Linked DNA regions of Homo sapiens: all the other regions are linked to region 1. A link is a contact called in ENCODE Hi-C or POLR2A ChIA-PET data. All regions are on one chromosome and are shown on one strand. Each heading gives the region's core, a stretch centred on a gene start or an enhancer-like site at or near the end of the contact. The rest is flanking DNA. Distances are from core to core; before and after follow the strand shown. Region 1 holds the start of ZNF217 (zinc finger protein 217). Region 2 holds the start of BCAS4 (breast carcinoma amplified sequence 4). Region 3 holds the start of NFATC2 (nuclear factor of activated T cells 2). Region 4 overlaps BCAS4 (breast carcinoma amplified sequence 4).

Evidence for each region. Hi-C counts contacts between places; a loop is a spot of excess contacts on that map. ChIA-PET counts read pairs that join two places held with the same protein, here RNA polymerase II (POLR2A). Pooled maps may share reads with other maps.
Region 2: a map with no recorded cell type shows a loop between it and region 1 (7-fold over the local background). The contact joins the promoter of BCAS4 here to the promoter of ZNF217 in region 1. A Hi-C loop is called at or near these places in 2 of 37 single-sample maps with no recorded cell type and 3 of 50 pooled maps. POLR2A ChIA-PET finds 5 or more read pairs at or near these places in 1 of 52 experiments (activated B cell).
Region 3: a loop to region 1 is called in a pooled map, with 5 times the contacts of the local background. The contact joins the promoter of NFATC2 here to the promoter of ZNF217 in region 1. A Hi-C loop is called at or near these places in 5 of 50 pooled maps. POLR2A ChIA-PET finds 5 or more read pairs at or near these places in 2 of 52 experiments (BJ and activated CD8-positive, alpha-beta memory T cell).
Region 4: a map with no recorded cell type shows a loop between it and region 1 (6-fold over the local background). The contact joins the enhancer-like site here to the promoter of ZNF217 in region 1. A Hi-C loop is called at or near these places in 3 of 37 single-sample maps with no recorded cell type and 2 of 50 pooled maps. POLR2A ChIA-PET finds 5 or more read pairs at or near these places in 1 of 52 experiments (activated B cell).

Annotation. Positions count from the first base shown.
Region 1 is chr20:53,591,873-53,595,213 of GRCh38, reverse strand. ZNF217 (zinc finger protein 217) reads left to right here and starts at 1,375. Exons shown (of 6, transcript NM_006526.3): 1 at 1,375-1,458. RefSeq lists silencers at 355-1,194, 1,285-1,364, 1,855-2,004, 2,425-2,664.
Region 2 is chr20:50,793,547-50,796,776 of GRCh38, reverse strand. It overlaps BCAS4 (breast carcinoma amplified sequence 4), which reads right to left and starts at 1,716. Exons shown (of 5, transcript NM_198799.4): 1 at 1,604-1,716. The coding sequence starts at 1,693. RefSeq lists a silencer at 1,164-1,983.
Region 3 is chr20:51,541,378-51,544,453 of GRCh38, reverse strand. NFATC2 (nuclear factor of activated T cells 2) reads left to right here and starts at 1,735. Exons shown (of 11, transcript NM_012340.5): 1 at 1,735-2,084. The coding sequence starts at 1,955. RefSeq lists silencers at 1,721-1,880, 1,891-2,000 and an enhancer at 2,765-3,076.
Region 4 is chr20:50,816,583-50,819,816 of GRCh38, reverse strand. BCAS4 (breast carcinoma amplified sequence 4) reads right to left here. Exons shown (of 5, transcript NM_198799.4): 2 at 1,535-1,606. Among named protein-coding and RNA genes, the nearest start is that of BCAS4, 23 kb to the right of the region's middle. RefSeq lists enhancers at 445-494, 982-1,031, 1,042-1,091. Within about 2 kb of position 1,321, at least 22 of the 41 ENCODE cell types and tissues checked have a DNase peak (open chromatin) inside an H3K27ac peak, as active enhancers do.

The sequences.
Region 1 (3,341 bases), core at 126-2,625:
GGTTCCTCGAAGCTTATTTAAAATGGGGAAATATCACAGGCCTTAGGAATCAGGATCTTTTTTTTGTCCTTTTTTTCAGTAAGGAAAGAAAACATTTGGGAAACGCTTTAAATGAGTTGTGCGTAGGGAGGAGGGGAAAGGGTAGCGGTTTTTTTTTTTTTTTTTTTGTCCCTTTTTTTGTCCCCGGTTTCCTCCAAATGGATTTCTATCAAAACCAAGTAGATTCTTGGAACCTAGGCTAAGTTTAGAAATCTCAAGTTAGAATAGCGCAAGCCCAGCCCTTTCAGAAAAAAAAAAATCACAACAATTAAATAGCTTTCTGAAGATACTCATTTAAAAACTGTTTATCTTCTCGACCTTCCTCAAGCTTGAAGAAAATCTTTGGTGTTTTTCGCGCACAGCTGCCTTCTAACCCGCGAGCAACGGCGTTAAGGTTTTTGTTTGTAATTCGGGGTGACCCAGGGGTTCGGGCCGCGGGCCCCTCCCCTCGCCCGCGCACACCTTGCAGAGGAGGGGGCGGCGGGGACAGGGCCGGATCTGCGCCTGCGCACACCCTCGCGGCCCCCTCCCTCCGGCCTCCCCGGGTACCTGTCACGGCTACCGCCGCGGCGCGCGCCCGCCACGTTAAGCCGGATGGCGGGAGGAGGGGTGCGGGGCGGGGGGCGCGGGGAGGGTGGCACGGCGCGCGCGTGCGCGGGAGTCGCCGAGCGAGAACTGGGAGTGCGCGCGCTCGCCGCTCGCTCCCGTCCCGGAGGCGGAGTCGGCGGCGGGGGGCGGAGCAGGGGCGCGCCTATGCTAGTCACGTGGGCGCTGGGGCGGGGCCGGGGCGGTGTGGGGCGTGGCCGGGCGGCCGGTGAAGGCAGGGGGCGGGGCGGCCGGTGAAGGCAGGGGGCGGGGCGTCTCCGAGCGGCGGGGCCGAGGGAGGGCGCAACAGCTGCTCCCTGAACACTTTCTGACCCAACAGTCCCCCAGCGCCGGACGCGCCGCGCCCCGGCGGCTCTAGGGACCCCCCGCGCCTGCACTGTCCCCGCGCGGACGAGTAGGGGGCGCCCGCGCCTTTGCCCCCGTGCGCACCCCCGCCCCGCTCACCTTAGCCCCGCGCCCGAGGTGAGCCCGGCCCCTATATTCTCCGGGCGGGGGTGGGGGTGGGGGACGCTCCTTTTTTGTTGGGGGGGGGTCTTGGAGGCGCGAAGGCACTAGGCTCCTCGGCGGATGGCTGCACCCCTCGCCCGCGGCTCCCCGTGTCTTTTGGGGGGCCGGGTGCGGGCGCGGAATCCGGGAGGTGTCCGCACAAAAGGCTGAGAGAAACTCCGCGACGCCTCCCTCCCTCCCTCCGCCCTCCCCGCCCCCTCCCCTCCGCGCCCGCTCCTCCTCATTCAAACCCGGCCGGCCCGAGTGGTGTCAGCTCAGTCCCGGCCGCCGCCGCGCGAGGAAATGGCCGAGGAGCCGGAGCCGCAGGTAAAGGGGGCGCGCCCCCCGCCCGCGCCAGCCGGGGCGCCCGCCCGGTCCTGCGGAGGCTCCCGCGCCGCCCCCGAGGCGCCCGGCTCTCGTTGTCTTGTCCCCCCCCAGGATGACCTCAGTTCCCCGTCTCAGCTTTCTATCCGCTCCTCTAGGGCGCCCCCTCCCCAGCCGGCTCCTGCGCTTCCGCCCGCGGGAAGGTGCGGGCGATCCCGGGCTGCATCCGCTCTTGGCCGTCACACTCACGCCGCACGATTCAGAGGGGCTTGGGGTGCGGGGTTCCCTGAATCTCCGCCGGGAGCGGGGGTCTGCGGGGGTGGGCGGTGGGGGGCTGTTCCGAAAAGTTGGGTCGCCCCGCGGGGCGGGTCTCCCAATTTGCCCAGTTGGCCCTTGGGGCGCGGGCGGAGGGGGAACGTCGGCGTAGGGTCCCCCCGCGATGCCCGGGGAAGGGCCGGGGCAAGTTGGAAGCGGCCAAAACAATGCGTCCGGACGGGCATCCCCCCGTAAACAATGGCCGGGACGGTCCACTCGGGCCGGGCGGAGGGCGCCTCTAAGGGACCGCGGGAGGGGCTGGGCCTCGCCGCGGACCCCGACGCGCGCCCCGTGACTCCCTCGGGTGCCCAAAAATCTGTCCCCGGGAGTCTTGGGGCGCCTGCTCATCCCTGAACAGGGATGCACGGGGCTGCGTTTCCTGGATGTGTGCGATAAGGTGGCTTTTTTTTTCCCTCCTCTAATTTTAAAGATTTTTTTAAGTCTTAATGTTCTATAAACACTTAAAGAATATCTTTACAACTCAATTCTAGTGGAACACCCAAAGCCAGCTGGAAGCAGAACTGGGAACTCTAAAGGGCAGGAAGGATTGAAATGCTAGCCCAAAAGTGCTGCTGCTTTTTTTTTTCTTTTCTTTTTTTTTTTTTTTAAGGGAAGTTTCTGCCAGGAGGTGCCGAGTGGTGAAACCGCTCAGTTTCAGGCACAGCCCTCTTGTCTCTCGATTTGGCCCCGACTGCGAGCCGGACGGGATGGTGGAGAGGCGGAGGGCGCTGCTGGGGGCCCGGGAGGCTGGATTTGGGGCTGCCTGGGCGGTCCCGCCCGAGGGGCAAGACCCGGCACGCGGGGCGCGCGCCGGAACCTGGGTCCCGGGAGTTTGAGAAGATGTTCAGGGCCCGGGTTGGAACCCACATTTTGGGATTCTGGGTAGGGCCACCGAAGACGGGAAGGCGCTTTCTTGGGCGGGTGGGGGTGGGGTGAGCAGGCAGGGAGTTTTCCGCCAGGTTTAGTTACAGGAGCTAGAAAAGGCCACTTCTGGGACCCTGGCATCTGGGCCGCCCTGAGAGCCCCAGAAACTTTTTTTTCTTTTTCTTTCCCCCCACCCCCCAGAAAAGGGTAGTCATTTCAGGTTTAAGGCTTTGGTGTATTGTTCTACCTCGAAATTCCTTGAGCCTCAGTTTATCTTCCTGAATCAGTCTATGGGGCTTGGAGCGTTGAACATTCCTAAACACGGAGAAAGTAAATGGCGGTTGCAGTGGTCCACTGGCCAGTTTGGGGGTCCTGTATTATTGGCCACTGTGTGTCCTACAGCGTAGCTAGGTTTTTCAGTTTTCTAGATCGTTTGGAAGCATTAAGCTGTATGTTTTAAGAAGCCTAGGTCTGATTTAGTTCAGGTTGATTCAATTATGTCTTCATTGCTTTTGAGTTGGTTGAATGACTTGACATGAGATTAAGCTCAACAAAAGAAAAGGCGAGGTAGCAACAGCTGCCGTCCAGGCCTGGCCACTAGGTAGGGGTCTTAGGAGGCCTTTTACCTTCTCTTTTGTATATGTCAAGAAGGAGATTTACAATGTTCTTATTTTACTGTACTTCTTTCCCCTGAAGTGGATGTTCTT
Region 2 (3,230 bases), core at 467-2,966, 2.8 Mb after region 1:
TACGCCTGTAATCCCAACACTTTGGGAGGCCGAGGAGGGTGGATCACGAGGTCAAGAGATAGAGATCATCCTGGCCAACATGGTGAAACCCCGTCTCTACTGAAAAATACAAAAATTAGCTGAGCATGGTGGCACACGCCTGTAGTCCCAGCTACTCGGGAGGCTGAGGCAGGAGAATTCCTTGAACCTGGGAGGCGGAGGTTGCAGTGAGCTGAGATCATGCCAATGCACTCCAGCCTGGTGACAGAGCAAGACTCCATCTCAAAAAAAAAAAAAAAAAAAAAAAAAATATATATATATATATATATATATATATATATATATGGAGAAAAAGAAAAAGAAAAAAGAGAAAACTCATATATATGTATATATATATATATGGAAAGATATTTTATGGTTTTTTTTTTTGAGAGGGAGTTTTGCTCTTGTTGCCCAGGCTGGAATGCAATGGCTGATCTCAGCTCACTGCAGCCTCCGCCTCCCAGGTTCAAGCGATCCTCCTGCCTCAGCCTCCCAAGTAGCTGGGATTACACACCCGGCTAATTTTTGTATTTTTAGTAGAGACGGGGTTTCACCATGTTGGTCAGGCTGGTCTCGAGCTCCTGACCTCAGGTGATCCACCCGTCTCGGCCTCCCAGTAGTGCTGGGATTACAAGCGTGAGCCACCAGGCCTGGCGAGATAGATTTTTTTTTAAATGTCTCACTCTGTCGCCCAGGCTGGAGTGCAGTGGCATGATCAAGCCTCACTGCAGCCTCACTCTTCCCCGTCCCCTATCCCCATCCCAAGCAATCCTCCTGCCTCAGCCTCCCAGAATGCTGGGACCACTGGCATGAGCCAATACTCTGCCTAGGCAGATACAGATATCTACATTTGTAAATGCATTTTAAATGTCCGGAATGATTTATACCAAACAGTTAATGCTGGTTTTCTAAGAAAACTAGAATTGGGGTGGGAGAGAAAAGAGAAAGGGGTGCATAGCCTTTATGTTAAATACTCCTGTACTGCTTTTGTGGTTTAAAAAGAGAATGGGTTGAATTTCTGACCGTAAATAACTCCTAGTGAACTCAGACAAATAACTTTTTCACAACAGCGTCGACAGATGCCTCCAGCCGGAAGGTAGAGGGTCTCGTTTTAGATCTGCTTTTCACTTGGTGCTTTTAAAATAGAAAGCGCAGACAGAGGCGTGGTGTTTTCGCTCCGAGCTGCAGCAGCGCAGCGCGGCCCGCACAGCCGCAGCCTGAGGCGCCGCTCGGCCCGGGCACCGCTCGGAGGTAGCCGGGGCAGCAGAGGTCCCGGGGTCCGCCTCTCCCAGGGCCGGCCTGGCAAAGGGCGGCGCCTGAGGACCCGGCGGATGCTGGGGGACCCGGGTGGGGAGGGAAAGCGAGCCTGGGCCTCCGGGGCCCGGTGTCGCCCGGAGGAGCGAGCAGGGACGACCCGCTGCACATCTCTGCGTGGCGCCCCGCAGCCACCCTTCAGGAAGGGGGGAATCCCCGGGCCCCCCACTCCGGGAGCGAGAGGATGCTCCGGGGAAGCCGAGGGTCCGGAGCCCGGACCCCTAACCGCGAGAACCCTCTCCTCCAACTCCACAGCCCCGTCCCCTACCTCGGCCCCAGGCTCGGGGGTCAGGAAGAGCGCGAGCTCGCGCGCCCCGCTGCGCATGGGCTCCGGCTGATCAGCGTCCACGAGCAGCATCAGGAGGGCGACGGGGTCCGGCTGGCGGAGGCTGCCTGGGAGCCCGTGGTTGCGCCCGGGCCTCGGAGCCCCGCCCCCGGTCCGCTGCATGCCCCGCGGACCGCCTGGCGGAGGCGGGGCAGGTGCGCTCCCGGCGGTCGCGGCTCGCAGCTCCAGGAGCGCCGGGCCGAGCGGGCAGCGCCACCCAGTGGCGAGCGGCGCGCGCTGCGCCCGCCCCCGCAGCACCTGGGCATCAGTGCTTTGCAAACTCGCTTGCAGATGGCAGTCACCTGGAGCTCTTTTAGAATTTCCCAAGCCTGGACCACACCGTCTCTGGGTTAAGACCTGGGCATCAGGATCTTTTGATGTTTGTTAGGTGGTTCCAACCAGATTGTTGACCCAAAGCTAAATTTGAGAACTATTGGGGCAAGCCACCCCTCCCCATCGGAATCCCGGTAGAGTACAGGCTCCCGGCCCCGGACCCGGCCGTAAAATAGAATCCCCGGGAAGCTTTTAAAAGCCCGGAAGCCAGGCCTCGCACCAGGCCGATTAAGTTGGAATCCTTCGGAGTGGGGCTTGGGCATCGGTAGTTTCTAAAACTCCCCGGGTGATTCTAACGGGCGTCCGGGTTAGAGAGGCGCTAGCTTAGAGGAAGCCCAAAGCCGCCCGCCCCCCACCCGTTCCCATCCTACTAAAGCATCTAGTTTGCATCGGGCGGAGGGTCCTGGAATTTAGGGAAGGCCGAGTGTGACGGTCCTCGTCTTCCTCTTCGGTGCGGATTTTAAAATAAACTTCACCAGGAAACTATTGAGCGCACTACATTTCACAACCGCACCCACTCCCTCCATGCCCTCGGAGGCCGGCCTAGATAGACCCTTTACAAGCCTTGGGGCTGAAGAGAGCGAGGTGCGCCTCATCTCCCACCCCAACAGTGCTAATGAGGAAAGTACTAAAAGGCAAATAGGTATAAGACAAGTCTGAAGTTTTGATTTTTCGTTTGATGACTTATTTTTATTTTTAATTAATTAATTTTTTTTTTTTGGAGACGGAGTCTCGCTCTGTCGCCCAGGCTGGAGTGCAGTGGTGCGATTTCGGCTCACTGTAACTTCCACATTCCGGGTTCAAGCAATTCTCCCCCTCCCTCAGCCTCCCGAGTAGCTGGGATTACAGGCGCCTGTCACCACGCCCGACTAATTCTAATTTTTGTATTTTTTAGTAGAGACGGGGTTTCGCCATGTTGGCCAGGCTGCTCTCGAACTCCTGACCTCAGGTGAGCCACCTGCCTCGGCCTCCCAAAGTGCTAGGATTACAGGCGTGGGCCAGCGCCCCCTGCCTGCTGACTTTTCTTTAAATGTTAAATCGCCTCACAAAAAAAAAAAAAAAAAAAGGCTGAGCTGCTTGGGCAAACATAAGGAGACTCCATCTCTCTAAAAGAAAAAAAAAAATTAAAATTGCAGGATGTGGTGGGGCACAACTGTAGTCCTAGCTACTGGAGAGGCAGATGCAGGAGGATTGTTTGAGGCCAGGAGTTCAAGGCTACCGCGAGTTATGATCGCAC
Region 3 (3,076 bases), core at 486-2,985, 2.1 Mb after region 1:
CCTGAAGAATGCGTGTCCTCAATTCCTCCTGGCACATGGGGAAGGATTCGAATCACTTGAGGTCAAGCTGTGGTTCTCACGAGGATCTTAAGACCTCTCCCGTCTAATCTTCTCATCCTCAACACTGGCTGCACCTTAGATTCATCTGAAGTTTAAAAAAATTTTCAGGCCGGGCGTGGTGGCTCACACCTGTAATCCCAGCACTTGGGGAGGCCGAGGCGGGTGGATCACGAGGTCAGGAGATCAAGACCTTCCTGGCTAACACAGTGAAACCCCATCTCTACTAAAAATACAAAAAAGTAGCCAGGCATGGTGGCTGGCGCCTGTAGTCCCAGCTACTCGGGAGGCTGAGGCAGGAGAATGGCGTGAACCCAGAAGGCAGAGCTTGCAATGAGCCAAGATCGCGCCACTGCACTCCAGCCTGGGCGACAGAGCGAGACTCCGTCTCCAAAAAAAAAAAAAAAAAAAAAAAAAAAAATTAGGAATTCTGCTTCAGTGGGTTTGGATTGCAGCCCAGCACGGGAGTTTAAAAAGGTGTCCCAGGTGATTCTAATATGTGGGAAGGGTTGAAGACCACTGTTTTGATCTTTTCTACCTCTGTGAGTCTGTTTCCAACTTCAGCTAAGTTGGTGGAGCCCCCTGGCAGAGTTTTATTGGAGGGTGTTCTTTAGTTACTGGGTCCTTATGCAGTGTTTGCCAAATGTACCTGTTCATTAATGCTCACGTTGGGTGCTTAATTAAAAATACACATTCACGAGTCTGTATTCAGACTTATGGAATCAGAAGCTCCAGGGAGGGGCCTGGGAATCATGCTTTAAACAAGCAGCCAGGCGTGTTTGTCACTTGCCAACCGCCCCATCAGAACTGTACTCCTCGTTCTCCCTCCAGCACACCCAGCCCCTTCGAGCTCTGGCTCTGTGTTTTGGTTCTCACTGCCAGAACACACTTCCCCAAGATCGCCTCATCAATCAGGTTTCTTCAAATGTCACCTCCTCAGAGAGGTCCTCCTTGACCACCCAAGGGACTAAAGCCACCCCAACCTTTATCCCATACCCTGGTGAGTTCTCTCCTGGCCCCATAAGCAGATGCTTTTTGTCCTGTTTCTCTCCTTCAGGCCTCTCCCACTACCAGAGCCTGAGCTTCCGAGGGCAACAGTGTCTGGCTCCGGCTGGGTGCCCAGCACCTGGCACGTGGTAGGTGGCCAGGAGGCATAGCTGTAACGGGGGGGACTAGTGCTGTCAGTCCGATTCCTTCCTAGGCGCTGGGGAGTTGAGTTCAGGGCCATGCAGGTGTCTGAAGTACTGTGAAAATCATGCCGCCCCCGTGGGCACACGGAGACGCCTGGAGACACGGGTCTGCAATAGAAGGGGGTGGATACCCCCTTCCACCCCATGGAGAAGAAAAGCAGGAAAAAGTGTGGGGCCAGTGGGTCCCTTAGGGCAAAAGTCCTAGTGGCGGCAGCTTTCTTGTCTAGACCCTGGTTCGCGCAGCGCGTGTCGCACTCACCCGTGGAGGGTGGGAGACAGCGGCCGCCCCAGCGCCCAGCGGTGGCCCGGGACAGTGTGGTCAGGTCCGCGGACAGCCTCCTTCCTCCCGGCACCGGCCAGCCCAGGCCGCGCGCCCCTCCCCTCCGGTCCCCTGGTGGCGGCCCCGCCCCCGCCGGCCTGGCCGCCCTGTCCCCGCCTCCACGCCCCCCCCCCCCCCGCCTCCCCGGGCTGCAACAGGTGCCTCCGGAGCAGGAAGCTCGCGCCGCCGTCGCCGCCGCCGCTCAGCTTCCCCGGGCGCGTCCAGGACCCGCTGCGCCAGGCGCGCCGTCCCCGGACCCGGCGTGCGTCCCTACGAGGAAAGGGACCCCGCCGCTCGAGCCGCCTCCGCCAGCCCCACTGCGAGGGGTCCCAGAGCCAGCCGCGCCCGCCCTCGCCCCCGGCCCCGCAGCCTTCCCGCCCTGCGCGCCATGAACGCCCCCGAGCGGCAGCCCCAACCCGACGGCGGGGACGCCCCAGGCCACGAGCCTGGGGGCAGCCCCCAAGACGAGCTTGACTTCTCCATCCTCTTCGACTATGAGTATTTGAATCCGAACGAAGGTCGGTGGAGGCTACCCCTGGCCTGGCCCCTGAGCCCGCCAGGGGCTCAGGCCTGGGGACTGGGCACAGGAGTCCTCTTGGCTCCAGCCGTCCCCCTTCCTAAGGGGCCTGGAGGGAGGGTGCCCCTACCCAGGTGCCAGGGAGGGGAGGCGTCAGTGGCCCCTGCCACCCTTAGGGGGCGGTCGGCTCCCTCTTGCCCCTTAGGGGCACCAGTTTCTGGTTGCTCATGACTGCTCCCTGAGGGTCACTCTCAGCAAAACAAAAGGTGGCAGGCAGGTCCCAAGGCTGGGGGGCGGGTGCTGTCTGCTGGCCTCTTGCCTGGGACTGGGCTGTCAAAGGGCAAGGGACATGATTTCTGTGCCTTTGGAGGGAGGAGGTGAGGAAGCGAAGAATGGAGTTAGCAGGGAGGAGTTGCCAAAAAAAGAAGGAAGGGGGGTGCAGCTGAACCCAGTTATCAAGGGTAGGAGGCCGCTCCTTCCCTCCAGGCACTGAAGTGAGGCCACGCAGCTCCCATCACCTCCTGTGAGCAGTGGTTGACGGGGACTTTGTGTTGAAACTGAGGAAGAGGTTGTCTGTCTGATGCTGGAGAGGGTTAAAACCTTTGGTATTATAAGGCCGGCCCATTTCCTCCCTGGGTTCTGCTGCTGAACCCATCACTTACCACTCACAAGAGGATTGGTCTGAGCTATATTAAGTGATCTTCTACGCTTAGTCCTAATGGATGTGGTGGGATGGGGTAGGGTGAGGGGCAGCTGCAGCATGGATTCAGAAGGACACAGGCTCTTTCTGCCTGAACTTTGTCACTCTGTGCCTCCAACTGCCCTCAGTTGCTGGGGGCTGGGGACTTCCCCGGGCTGGGCCCAATGCTTATCTGTCACTTCACGTGTTTAACAGGAGCATTCGTTAGAGGGAGGAGGAGGAGGAGGGGGAAGCGGCCACACGCCCAACCTCACTGTGTATTTCTGGTTAGCAGGTTGTCTTGGAAAAAACAA
Region 4 (3,234 bases), core at 72-2,571, 2.8 Mb after region 1:
AAGACAGAAAGACGGAAAGACAGAAAGACAAAGACAGAAAGAGAAAGAAAGAGTCCAATGCGTGGTGGTAAAGAAAGGACAATCCAGGCTGTTAAAAGCCTGTCTTGTTACCTAGCTCCCACCTGGACCCACATCTGAACGTAAAAATTGACTCAAGAGAAGAAACCATATAGGTCCTCTTGGGATTTCTGCTGTGACCCTAGAGGCTGGGCCGAGGTCCGCTGAATAGGTAGGGATGACTCAGTGCCTGCTGTCTAGGGTGGCTTTGTGCCGGGCACAAAGAAAGGCGTTCAATGAACATCTGGGGCTGCTGTTACTGTTACTCCCTTGGGTTCTCACAAACACTCTCAGGGTCCGGACACGGTGCTTCTCAGGGACATAAACGCACACCACTGGGCCCAGGTGGCCAGGCTTCCTCCACTCTGGGGAGACACAGGGCCTGGTCACAATATGGAGCTCTACCCTTTGGGCCTCCAGGCAGACACCTCAAGCCCAGGTTACTGGTTTGCCTCTAATAAGCTTGGGAGCTTCTAGAAAATTCTATCAGCACTCCTGGGGGCTCCACACCTGGCTGGCAGCAATCCTAGGAACACTGGGATCTAGAAGCAATTTCTTTTTCTTTTCTTTTTTTTTTGAGACACAATCTTGATCTATCACCCAGGCTGGAGTGCAGTGGCGCAATCTCAGCTCACTGCAACCTCCACCTTCCGGGTTCAAGCAATTCTCCTGCCTCAGCCTCCTGAGTAGCTAAGATTACAGGCGCCTGCCACCACACCCGGCTAATTTTTGTATTTTTGGTAGAGGCAGGGTTTCACCATGTTGGTCAGGCTGGTCTTGAACTCCTGACCTCAAGTGATCTGCCCGCTTTGGCCTCCCAAAGTGCTGGGATTACAGGTGTGAGCCACTGCACCCAGCCTCTAGAGGCGATTTCTAGAGACTCTGGCGTGGGAGGCTTTGTCTTCTGGGCCATTGTCTTCCATCTTCCTCCTCAGCCAGGCTAGTAGATTTGGGCCAACCAGACAGAGTAGGAGGTAAAAGCAGAGAGAACAGAAGGATTCAGGAAGGAACTCGATGCCCAACTCCACCACGGGCTGTGGCCTGGGCAAGAGGCTCCTCCTAGGCCTCGCAGGCCTGAAGCCATTTCCTGGCTGTCTCCATGTTTGCACAGGGGACGGTGCAGAGCTGAGGAAAGTTAAATATAGTCTAGCGTCCCCGCTGAACGGCTCCCTGCATCGGTGCCCGAGAGTGCCACCTTGTGGTCCACTCCTGGCTCCTCTGCGGAATAAAAACCATCTCGAGGGAAGGACGAGATCAAGATGGCCGCCTCAGGAAGCACTTGGGGTTGAGTGAGAGAGAGAGAGCGAGAGAGAGAGAGAGGAGGGAGTGTTTGCACGTGGCTTTCCTCTCAGCGCTGGCCGCTGCCCCATTCCTCCTGGTTGCTAACTCACCACCAAAATGGCTTCCGCAGAAAACTCCAGCAAGGGCCTGAAGTCTGGCCTGGGCCTAAACCCACGCCTTCCAGGCAGCCACTCACCAGGTCAGCCAGGCTGCAAAACTCTTCCAGCCTGAGGAGCATGCCCTCGATGGTCTCCTCCACCTCCTTCGCCTGAAAAAGAGACGATATCCTGGAGATTAGCAAGTGGTTTCCAGGGAGACAAACACCCTTCATTTTTTTTTTTTTTTTAAAGCAAACTAAGTCTTAGGATTATGTGCCCGGTTCCTGCTCGACCCCCTTCCACTGCCTCCTTTGAAAGAGCAATAAACAGGCAGCAGTCCTGGCGCCCATCACGGAGGACTGGTTAAAGCCACCACGGCCTCTCCATTCTATGCAGCTTTCAAAAGAGACAAGATCAACAAATACAGGAAATAACAAAGCTACCCGTATCCTCCACGTTGTACAGATGAGGACACGGAGGCTCAGAGAGGTGGGGTAACCTGCTCAAGATCACACAGTTAACAAACAGCGGGGCAAGGATCCTAATCCAGATGGAGTCCACAACCTCACAGCCTGCTCTAATAAACACAGTGGCCCCGGTGATACCCCGGAGAGGAAAAGCAAGCTGCAGACGGTGTCAGATACAAACCATACCAAAAAAAATGTGTGAGGCGGGCGGATCACCTGAGGTCAGGAGTTTGAGACCAGCCTGACCAACATGGCAGAACCCCGTCTCTACTCAAAATACAAAAATTAGCCGGGCATGGTGGCGTGTGCCTGTAGTCACAGCTACTCCGAGGCTGAGGCAGGAGAATCGCTTGAACCTAGGAGGCGGAGGCTGCAGTGAGCCAAGATTGCACCACTGCACTCTAGCCTGGGCAACAGAGCGAGACTCCGTCTCAAAAAAAAGTACATGTCTTCACAGAGAAAGGCCTGGAATGATATGTGCCAGACTGCTAATAGTTAAGAGATGTGCTTATACTTAAAAAATTTGTTGTTTATCTGAAATTCAAATTCAACCGGGCATCCCATAGTTTCTTTGGAAACCCTATTAACAGGGCTTACTTAGCCCTGGGCAGGAGGAGTTGGGAAAGGGACTCTGACAAGGGAAACTTGAATTTTTTATGTTATGTAAAGGGTCCATGGCCGGGAGCAGTGGCTTATGCCTGTAATCCCAACATTTTGGGAGGCCGAGGCAGGAAGATCACTTAAGTCCAGGAATTCGAGACCAGTCTGGGCAACATGGTGAGACTCCATCCCTTTAAAAAAAAAAAAAAATTAGCCCAGGTGCACTGGCTCACGCCTGTAATCCCAGCACTTTGGGAGGCTGAGGCGGGCAGATCACGAGGTCAGGAGATCGACACCATTCTGGACAATGTGGTGACCCCATCTCTACTAAAAATACAAAAATTAGCCGGGTGTGGTGGCACACACCTGTAGTCCCAGCTACTCAGTAGGCTGAGGCAAGAGAATCGCTTGAACCCGGGAGGCGGAGGCTGCAGTGAGCCAAGGTCACACCACTGCACTCCAGCCTGGGCGACAGAGCGAGATTCCGTCTCAAAAAAAAAAAAAAAAAAAAAAAAAAAAAAATTAGCCAGGCATGGTGGTGCATGTCTGTAGTCCCAGCTACCCAGGAGGCTGAGGCTGCAGTAAGCAGTGATCGCACCACTGCACTCCAGGCTGGGCGACAGAGTGAGAACTTGTCTTTAAAAAAAGAAGAAGAAATAAAACCCAGTCATCAGGCTGGACATTAACATAAATGAGTGAAACAGGCCATCAGGCTTGTGATCTGAGAGGTG